2 separate regions of the Homo sapiens genome follow, and region 1 is linked to region 2. The links are chromatin loops, found by intact Hi-C in ENCODE. Cell type or tissue: heart left ventricle. All regions are shown on one strand.

Region 1 (5,000 bases), 280 kb after region 2:
ATGTTGCCATCCTGAGTCTGAAAGCTGTCTGGAGGAAGAATTTTTTCCCTTTTGGGGGACCTGTCTTTCCCCTTAAGGCCTCTCTGATTAGACGAGGTTCACTCACTGTATGGAAACAGTCTCCCTGTAGTCTCTTGATTTTAATGGTAATCACATGTAACAAACACCTTCGCAGCAATGCCTAATCTGGTGGTTGACCAAGCAACTGCGCACATAGCCCAGCCCAGCTGACGTGGGAACTTACTGGGCATAGCCTCTGAAGAGATGGTGTTTAATGGTCAGGCTGATCTAGCTTACCTTATCTCCAAGGGACTTCCCACCCGTCCTGATGGTACAGAGGGAGTGAGACGCAGCCCCAAAGGGTTTCTAGTGCTCAGGAGTTTCCCATTCTAGAAGGGGTTCTCTGACTTGAAGACCACCCCAAGCCCTAGGGTAGCCTCTTCCTCCTGTGAACAGCAAAGCTCCAGCCACCATCTCTCTTCAGCTTTTCTCTCCCCGGAAGCCTTGTCTTCGTAGCAATGTGTCATGTACAAGAGTGGGCCTGCCCTCACTCATGTCTAGGCTGTGGGGACTACAGCTACTGAGTTGGGGTCCTGGCTCTTACCCTTTTGCAGTGTGAGATGAGGAGGGCAGGCCTGGGTTTGTGGCATCTGGCGGCCTGTGGAGATCACTCGTGGCCCCTGGTATAGCTTCTAGCTACAGGATTCTGGGGACAAGGACAGGGCTGTGGGACGAGGCTGCGGCCCAAGTCTAGTTGCACCTCTTTCCAGTCGCATGACTCGGCTGACCACTTGATGTCTCTGAGCTTCACTTTCCAAATCTGTAGCAACAGACATGACAACACAGCCTGGCCTGTTTTGATGCAAGGTCAGTAGGCCTCTGCTTTTTCCTCTGCCATCTTCAGACCAGTTCCATGAGGGGCGAGTCACCCCTAGGGAGGCCCAGTGCAAGTGCAGAGAAACTGCTGTCGGTGCACACTGGCCTCAGAGTCCTCAACCGAGTGGAGTGGGCCTTATTCGGAGGCACGGGGAGCAGCCTGCCCACTGCTGGAAAAGGCCAGAGCCCACTTGAAAGCCGTGGCCTCCGTTTTCCAGTGGTGCTCCCCCTTTCATGGTGGTTTGGTCCCCTAGAAACCTTCCTGGGCTGCCACAGGCCTGGGGTTCAGCTGGGGGCTCCCTGCCTGGTCACCATTCACCTTGGGCTGCCAAGGGCCCTTGGGCCAGCCCGAGTCCCTATAGTGAACACTATACTCAGACTATCCTGTGAAGGCCAGGGGGTACCCTACTCCCAAAGTGGTTATTGCTGTGTTGTGCACCCCTGTGTTTTTCATGGTACATGTTGCAAACAACAGAAGTAAACACAGCAAAACAGCCCCCTTCGGTGCTGCTCCGCAGGGACGGCTGCCACAGCCTGGGACACCTGCGTACACGTGCGAGGGTGTGACACGCATCTGTGGATCATGCCATAGGAGTTTTGTGCTTCAACTTTTGTTGCCTTAAATATACCTTTTTTAAGTTCTGACCACATGAGTATCTTTTTTATTACATATATAATATCTTTTAACCTATGTCCTCAAAATATCACCACCATTGTCGATATCACTATAATTTCACTTATTACAATTATCACTGTAATGTCCACATGATTTCCCTCCTTTTGATAGGTGTGATAAATCACTAAACTGTATTTTAGATTATGTTCCTTTGTATGTGTATCTTTTTGCTTCTGTGGAATTATTTCCTTAGAAATTCATTTCTAGAGTCCACAGTGTTGCGTCAAGGAGTGTAAGCATTTGTTATTCTTCATACTTAATTCTTTCCTAAAAGGTGGTATCATTTTCCTATGCTGTGAAGAAAACTGATTTTTGGATTACCATCTAAATAACACTGGGGAGAGGGAATGTGGAGAAGAGTGAGGAGGAAAGATCTATTTGCCATGACTTGGAATAACACAGGGTGGTGGGTCTTTGTTTTTCTTCTTTCTCAGCACAACCAGCTCCACAGCCAGTAGTTGCGACACCGAGTTCACTAAAGAAGACGAGCAGAGGCTGAAGGATTATATCCAGCAGCTCAAGAATGACAGGGCTGCGGTCAAGCTGACCATGCTGGAGCTGGAAAGCATCCACATCGATCCTCTCAGCTATGACGTCAAGCCTCGGGGAGACAGCCAGAGGCTGGATCTGGAAAACGCAGTGCTTATGCAGGAGCTCATGGCCATGAAGGTATGTGGTGGGTGGGTCCCATGTGCTAGGCTGCCACCAGGAGGAAATCTAAACAACCTCTGAAAGCAGGTCCAGCAGATAAGGAGGAATCAACCCCTCCTGCCCAGAGAAGAGCTAGACCCTTGTTTATAGACAGAGCTGGTTTCACTATGTCTGGGGGTCACTTGGGCTGCGTGTTTCTGGACAGGGGAGTTGAATTTCTAAGGGATTTCTCAGGGTGTCCCAGCCCAACTTTGGAGCCCTTCATCCTCTAAGAGAAGCCAGGTCAGACCTCTGCAGGGTGGAGCCTCTGTCCATCTAAATTGACCCCTAATCTCAAGAATGCTTGGAAATATGTCTTGGGTTGCTGATGCTGATGTTAACTCCGGCAGGGGGAGAACAGGGTGAGGCCAGTTGTAGAGTTTGGCCGAGAGCCCTAGTTTCCTGACACCCTGTACCTTTGGTGCAATGTCGAGCCTGCTCAGACCATAGTGCCCTCCAGTGAAGGTGTACAGTGCTGTTGAGGTCAGTGTTTCAGTGGATCTGAAACACTGGGCCCTTCAGCTGCTAGTGGAGATACCTACCTGCTGGTATTTCTACAGAAGGGAGCTTTCTTGGAAAGCTGGTGTCCCCTACTGGGAAGTAGTTAAACCGCCATACCTACAACAAGACATCACTTTGCCTGTTTCTGGTGTGGAATGCCAGGCACCAGCCCTTCACCTGGTACCTGCTCTTACAAGGCAGCTGTGGTATAAATAAGACCATATCTGATATTTGTCCTTGGTTTTGGGACAGAGTTTGAGAAACCCTTGGAGTTTCTTGCTGAGCTAGGGGTGTCTTTGTGATGCTGATGAGGTGACTTATGGTGGGCCCTAGACAGCTTCAGAATGTGGGCTGGTCACCAGAAGGACCAGGCGTGTGTTGGAGGATTGGGACTTTCAGCCACCTGACCTCCGGGGAGGGGAAGAGAGCCAGAGATTGAGTTTAGGACCGGTCAGGAACTGGAGTCTAGCAAGCCAGAGCAGGTCGTGGCAGTGCAGAGTTAATGGCTCCTATTAGGATCAGTACTGTCCGCAGCAGGGAGAAAAACAACCCCCTGGTCGCACCATCTCTGGAGAGTGGAGGGGAGCTGGCAACAGCAGCCATCCTGACACCCTCAGGGGTGACTCACTCAGCACAGCCCTGTCCTTGGGAGCTTCTTGAGCTAGAATCTGGGCGAAGTTTGGGAAGACACTAGGCAGTGGTAACAGATACAGGAATCTTACCTCCCACCCCCACCCCCATGATTTCCAAACTGGCTCATCTTCATCAAGCCACGCAGCTCCCATCCTGACCTCTCTGTAGAGAATCCTCATGCTGCTTTGGCTGATTCCACCTCTCATTGCTTATGAGCTAGACTTGGGTCCATCATTGTAGCGACTTTTCCCCCAACTGGGAGCCCTGTTTGCAGATGCTTGCAGCCTGTGGCACGAGCTATGAGGCCACCCTTCCATCATTTGTTCCAAACATTGTGTTTCTTTTGGCCAAAGACTAAGGATTTCCTTTTTAAAATTGGCCAACGTGGGGTGATAAATTTACTGGTATTCTACCTAAGAAAGACATTTTTGTTGGAATAAAAGTTCTAATACTCCCTTTGCCACTTGAAAATAAAATGTGTACTGATCTTAGAAATTTTCTAAAAAAGTAGAAAAGCTGGGAGGAGAACAATCCATAATATCATGATCCAGGGCAGCCATTGCTAGCATTCTGGCTTGGTTCCCTATGACTTTCTTGAAGGCTAAATATCAGAGCCGTCCCCTTTTCCTCTGAGTCCCTCCCAGTCTGCTTGGGGATGTGTGCTCACCCATACCAAATCCATTATCCAGCAGGTTACGTTGGATTTTCACCAGTTTCTAGGATCCAACTGCTGAGAAATTCAAATTTCTGTTTTTGTAATACCTTTTCATTTCTAGATGATGTGCTTGGTTCCTTTTCAAATCCATTCTTCTTTTTGTTGTTGTTTGTTTGTTTGTTTGTTGTTTTGAAACAGGGTCTCACTGTGTTACCCAGGCTGGAGTGCAGTGACACAGTCATGGCTCACTATAGCCTCGCCCTTGGGCTGGAAGTGATCCTCCTGCCTCAGCCTCCCGAGTAGCCGGGACTACAGGAATGCACTGCCCTACCCAGCTGACTTTTTAAGTTTATTTTTTTGTAGAAACAGGGTCTCACTTTGTTGCCCAGGCCAGTCTCAAACTCCTGGGCTCAAGTCATCCACCCAGGTCAACCTCCCAAAGTGCTGGGATTACAGATGTGAGGCACCAGGCCTGGCCTTCTCTTCCTTTTTGAACATCTTATCCCTTCATTATGACTCCTGTATCACTTTGTTTTAAATCTTTATTTTCTAGTTTTGCACATTGTTATTTCTGCTTCTTGTAAATGCTGACTCTTACTTTTTGCATCCGCTCATTCTTCGTCAGTGCTGATTCATTCTCATTTCCTCGGTGGTGGGGGTAGGGGGAGAGAATGCAAGCACCAGCTCATCCTCTGTGGAAACTGTCTTCCGTGGGGCCCTGAGGATCCTGGGTTGCAGATGTCCCTACAGAGTGGTTCTATGTTTAGATCTGTTGGGACTCATCAGTTTCTGAGGTTTAGGACTAGTTGTTATTAAGTTCTTGGCTCTGGATTCCTGTACCACACCTACACATGACACAAGCTTGAGGTTTAATTCCTGGAAAGAGATTTTTCTTTCTTTTCCCACACAGAGCCTGAGAGATGACAAGTTTACTTGTCACATCTCCAGAAAGGAAGTTTCCTAGTGTCT
Region 2 (5,000 bases):
TGTGCATTTAGTTATCTAACATACCAGCTATCTGTGGGGAAGTGCACTGTTTCATGAGTTTTTCTGTAACATTTCAAATGATGAAGCTGTAAACACAGTCAGACTCATTTCTATGCAGATGAAGATGGTAATGTCTGTATTCTGCACCCTGCTGCTCAAGGCTGTCTTTTCCTTTGGATGACTTGGCTTCAACTTTGCCCATTTTAAGACTTAATTTTGTGTTTAATGCTTTTTTGCAAAAGTAATTTACATTTTTAAAGGAGAAAAAAAGTCATGAGTTGTGCAAATAAAATCATGCGAATTAAAAAACTGACATAGCAAGTTTTGCTCCTCTGTGTATCCAACAGTCAAAAACTCCAAGCAGCCTTTTTACTTTAGGCTGGTTTAACACCTGTGAATTGAAAATCGAATTAAAACTGTGTATTATCATGCTCATTTGCTATATGATCAAAATTATTAATATAGTCGTTATTAACTGAAACTTGATACAACATTATTGGTTACTTTGGAGAATACTGCACATCCACACGTTTCATCCAATACAGAAACATCTTTAAAAGGTGTGTGAATAAGAGTTGGTGTAGTAGTGGTGAGAGAGACAGAGGTCTTCTTTTTGGTTTAAACACTTGATCAGCTTCTTGTGTTTCACATTAGTTTTTGGTTTGTTTCCCCCTTTTTTCATATCAACCATAAAATACCGAGGAGTTTTTTTGTTTGTTTTTACACTTTTCAGTTCCCACAGTCCTTATTATTCTCCCTCTTATTGAGATCTGCTACCTTGATGTTTCAGGGTCAAGGGATTTGAAAATTCTTAAGAAGAGTTTTCAGAAATTTTGAAATAAAGCAAAAAGATTACTGGGTGCTCTTTCAAAGTCGTATTAGATCCTCTAAGAATCAGCTGATATTTCAGGAGGTGTAGCTTTGTTTGGCTATTTGCTATTAATTGAAGTCTAGAATCTGTAAAATTTGGATGTTAATTTGCAGAAGATCGGTAAGTTACTGATGACTTTTGTTTGGTAGAGATACAAACTACTTTTGCCCAGCATGGAAGGTAACCCCAAATGTTATATTTTATTGGCCCTAGTAAAACGGCAACCATTTTGTAACTAACTTTGCAGTCCTATGCCAGCATTATTTTTTTCTACTGGATTTATATGTACTAGTTTCTTCTATTCCTTTTTTTTTTTTTTTTTTTGGAGACAGGTTCTCATTCTGTCACCCATGCTGGAATGCACTGGCTTACTGCAGTCTTGACCTCTTGGGCTCAAGCAGTCTTCCCACCTCAGACTCCCAAAGTGCTGGGATTATAGGCGTAAGTCACTGTCCCTGGCCTCTTCTATCCTTCTTTAAATCACCTTTATTATCTTGCCAGTTAACTCAAAGAATTAAGTAAATCTTAGGAAAATACTTATTTATAGCCAGGGATGGTGGCACACACCTCTAGTTCCAACTGCTTGGGCGGCTGAGGTGGGAGGATTGCTTAAGGCCAGAAGTTGGAGGCTGCAGTGCGCTATGATCATGCCTGCACCCTAGCCTGGGCAACATAGCAAGACATTGTCTCAAAAAATAAAGGAAACATCAAAAAAGAAAGTTACTTACAAGTGGCTACATTTGGGGTAGTATTTGGAAATAGAAACTAAAAAAATTCTAAAGAAATGAGATCTTTCAAGGAGATTTCGAAATATTTACTGATCACTTTTTTATAGTCTAAGAGCTGTCTCAAGATGACGTTGTTGTCATCAGGAGTTCTCAAGGTGGTATTGTCATTAAAAATTATGCTGAATGATCTTGTATGTAGAATTCACTTGGAAATACCAGATCATAGTCAGAGGCAGTGGCTCACACCTGTAATCCCACACTTTGGGAGGCCGAGGTGGGCGGATCACCTGAGGTCAGGAGTTCAAGACCGGCCTGGTTAACATGGTGAAACCCCGTCTCTACTAATAATACAAAAATTAGCCGGGTTGTGGTGGCGGGTGCCTGTACTCGAAGCTACTCGGGAAGCTGAGGCAAGGAGAATCGCTTGAACCCAGGAGGCAGAGGTTGCAGTGAGCCAAGATGGCACCACTGTACTCCAGCCTGGGCAATAGAGTGAAACTCCATCTCAAAAACAAAACAAAACAAAACAAAACAAAACAAAACAAACAAAAAAGCAGATCATGAAAAAAATAATAATTTCTACCTACAGAGAGAAGGATCCTTGAAAAACTTCAGTCTAACCTTTTTATTTTAAAAACAGGGATATGGAGGCCCAGATCAAAATATCCACCTAAGGACACACAAAAGTAGTAGAACCAAGACTGTAGGGTAGATTTCCTGACATCCGCTACTAACACTACTATACCCCTGTCCTGGTCTAGAGGATGTCCCTGGTTATTGGCAAGAGAAGGAACAGCTGCTGGGAGGAAGAGCTACTTCAGATCTTTGCTAGTGGACGCTGAGTCACTCTTCTGCTCTGCTCAGCGGTACTGGCTTATTTTTCTGATGTCTTCTAATCCTCTTAGCAGAGTGAATGTTCAGCCAGAACACCACAGTACAGATCGTTGAAATATTGACATGCTTTTGTCCCAGACCCCCTACTCTCTTGGCTACCTAGTCCCTCTGCCAGGAACCCAGAACCTCTCCACAGTTCAGCATCTAAGGGGTTAATGCTGGCCCTGCAAAGGGAAGAGGCAGAATTGCTGCCAGCTGGCATCTTCCGGGCATCTGTTCTGGTTAGCTAGTGCGTATGCCACACTAGTTGTGAAATACTTTTAATATTTCTTCTGCCCTTTGGCAATCTGTTGGACTGAAACCTTGTTCAGGTCCATGTGTAGGACCTGAAGAAAGTGTTGGCACCAACAGATAGTGAGGTGGTAGGAAGCCGTCATATCACTCTCCTAATAATTGACAGTATTTTTTAAAATGATTCTATTGGATAGTTCAACAGAGGTTCATGTTTTATTCTGTTTCCTACTATCTTTCAGGTAAAGATCTCTGATAAAGGGATTTAGAAAAATTTCAAGTACACTAGAGGGCAGTGGTCCCATATCTAGACACCTGGCAATTACCACTTCCTTTGCATTTCTTTGCCTTTCCTTTTGTGTAGGGGAGGGGAAGAGGGGTTTTCGTCACAGAATACAAATGCCATTTATGTCTGAAGTATTTTATAAAAACAGAGTAGCTGCTTGGCAGCACCATGTCTATCATTTCTTGTAGTTTCTTTTCCATCCTTCTTCCAATGACTTATCTCAGCATTAACATCTTAATGACTTTTTGCGTTTTTGAAGAAAAGGCAAAGGAGAGATAGGAAACATACTTCCTACTTTGGGGTAGTAAGGTTTTCTATCTTTGCATCTTTGTATTTGAAAATAAAGTCATGAATTAAGAATGAGGGAGAAAAAAGGTACAGGAATGTATTCTTGTATTTTGTATGTGCAGAGGTATTAAAAGAATAAGTTTAGACAAATTAAATTTCACAGAGTTTAACTGAGCAAAGAATGATTCAGGAATCACTCAGCTCTCAGAACCAGAAGCGGTTCAGAGAGCTCTGCTCCATTACATGGGCGGCAGCATTTATGGACAGGACAAAAGTCAGGTACAGAAACTTGATTGATTACAGCTTGGCATTTGCCTTATTTGAATATGGTCTGATCAGCTGGCTGCCTGTGATTGACTGAGACTCAGCTATTTGTTACAAAACTATACTCCTAAGTTAGGCTTTCAGTTAGTTTATGTGCTAAGTTAGACTGCAATTAATTACATGAGGACTCAACTGTCCTTATGTAATTCAGGCCAAATTTAGTTTGACAGAGGCAAAAGTCACTTAGATGACTGCACTGCTGCCCCCTTCTTCATGATCACCAAGGACAGTTATGTTTTAGATCACTCAGTTTTCCTCTCCTGCCCCTCTTCTAAGTAGAAGGGAGCCCTGCTTTCTGGAGGAGAGGCTAAGCTGATCTATATACACTAAAGGGATGGACTGGAGGTGAGTGGATGGGGTAGGGAGGAGAGAAGTTCCATTGCAGTTGGATAGTATAATGGATTTCAAGAGGAGAAAGCAAAGGGACATTAAAAAGTATGCCAGTAGATTATTTGATGAAGTATGAGACCTTAAATAAAGAATTGTATCTATTATTAATTACTTTTGGTTGTTGGACTGTTTCTTTGAAAGAGATAATCCTCTGAAACTAGTTTGTATGGCTTTCTGGATTTATAAAAGTTATGTATAGAATGAACTTGCAGACATTAGCATTTTCATTTGTGAGATCTACAGCAGTTGTGTTTATATATGTGTGTGTATACGTATATATGCATGTGTGTATACATATATGTATATATGTATGTGTGTATATATGTATGTGTGGATATATGTTTCTGTGTGTGTGTGTGTGTGTATATATATAGTTTATTCACCATCTTTACTCTTAGGCCCAGGTGGGAGATAAGATGCTCTTCTTCCAATTCACCCAACTAGAGGCCTGGGTGGGAGGAAGAACACCTGGACCCTCATAGCAACATGTCCTCTGCAACAAAGGGACAGGAACTCCCTCTGCATTTCTTTTGGTGTTGCTAATATTCATTGGGGATTTACCGTACACTACATATTGTGTCACTTGTTTTGCATAGATTATCTTGCTTAATCCTCACAACTTTATGCTGCATATATAGGTATGATCCCCATTTACCCGTGAGAAATTTGAGGATTACAGAGGTTGCCTGGCATGAAAAAGTGAGCATGTAGCAGGCTGAGATGTGAACCCAGGTTTGTTTGACTCCACAGCTTGAGTTTGTAGCTACTCATTTATGTGCCCCCAAGGGAAGGAGGGATGCTGCAGGCAGTGTCATTGGGAAATCATTTGTTCTTCGGACCCATTCGACAGGGTGCAGTGCTGTCTCACACATCTGAACTGGACATGGGTTCCTGGTCTTATTCCTCTATTGGAACAGAAATGATGATCCCCAGACTGTTCTGGGGATAGCCTGGGACATAAACACACATGTACACACACTGACTGGAT

The links. Hi-C counts contacts between places; a loop is a spot of excess contacts. Peaks named below come from ENCODE experiments on the same cell type or tissue, not always from the same donor. Only the 100,000 strongest peaks of a DNase experiment are listed, where the experiment ranks them.
Region 1: a loop joins it to region 2, with 2.3 times the contacts of the local background. A loop is called at or near these places in 23 of 110 quality-filtered maps.

The regions. Positions count from the first base shown.
Region 1 is chr5:113,050,946-113,055,945 of GRCh38, reverse strand. MCC (MCC regulator of Wnt signaling pathway) reads left to right here. Exons shown (of 19, transcript NM_001085377.2): 15 at 1,987-2,221. Among named protein-coding and RNA genes, the nearest start is that of DCP2, 77 kb to the right of the region's middle. In heart left ventricle, no CTCF peak of the experiment used is centred here; a DNase peak (open chromatin) is centred at 2,132; H3K27ac peaks cover 252 bases.
Region 2 is chr5:113,328,760-113,333,759 of GRCh38, reverse strand. The region is part of intron 3 of MCC (MCC regulator of Wnt signaling pathway); the gene reads left to right. The region is part of intron 2 of LOC124901045 (a long non-coding RNA gene); the gene reads right to left. Among named protein-coding and RNA genes, the nearest start is that of TSSK1B, 100 kb to the left of the region's middle. In heart left ventricle, a CTCF peak has its summit at 3,013 (motif pointing right); no DNase peak of the experiment used is centred here.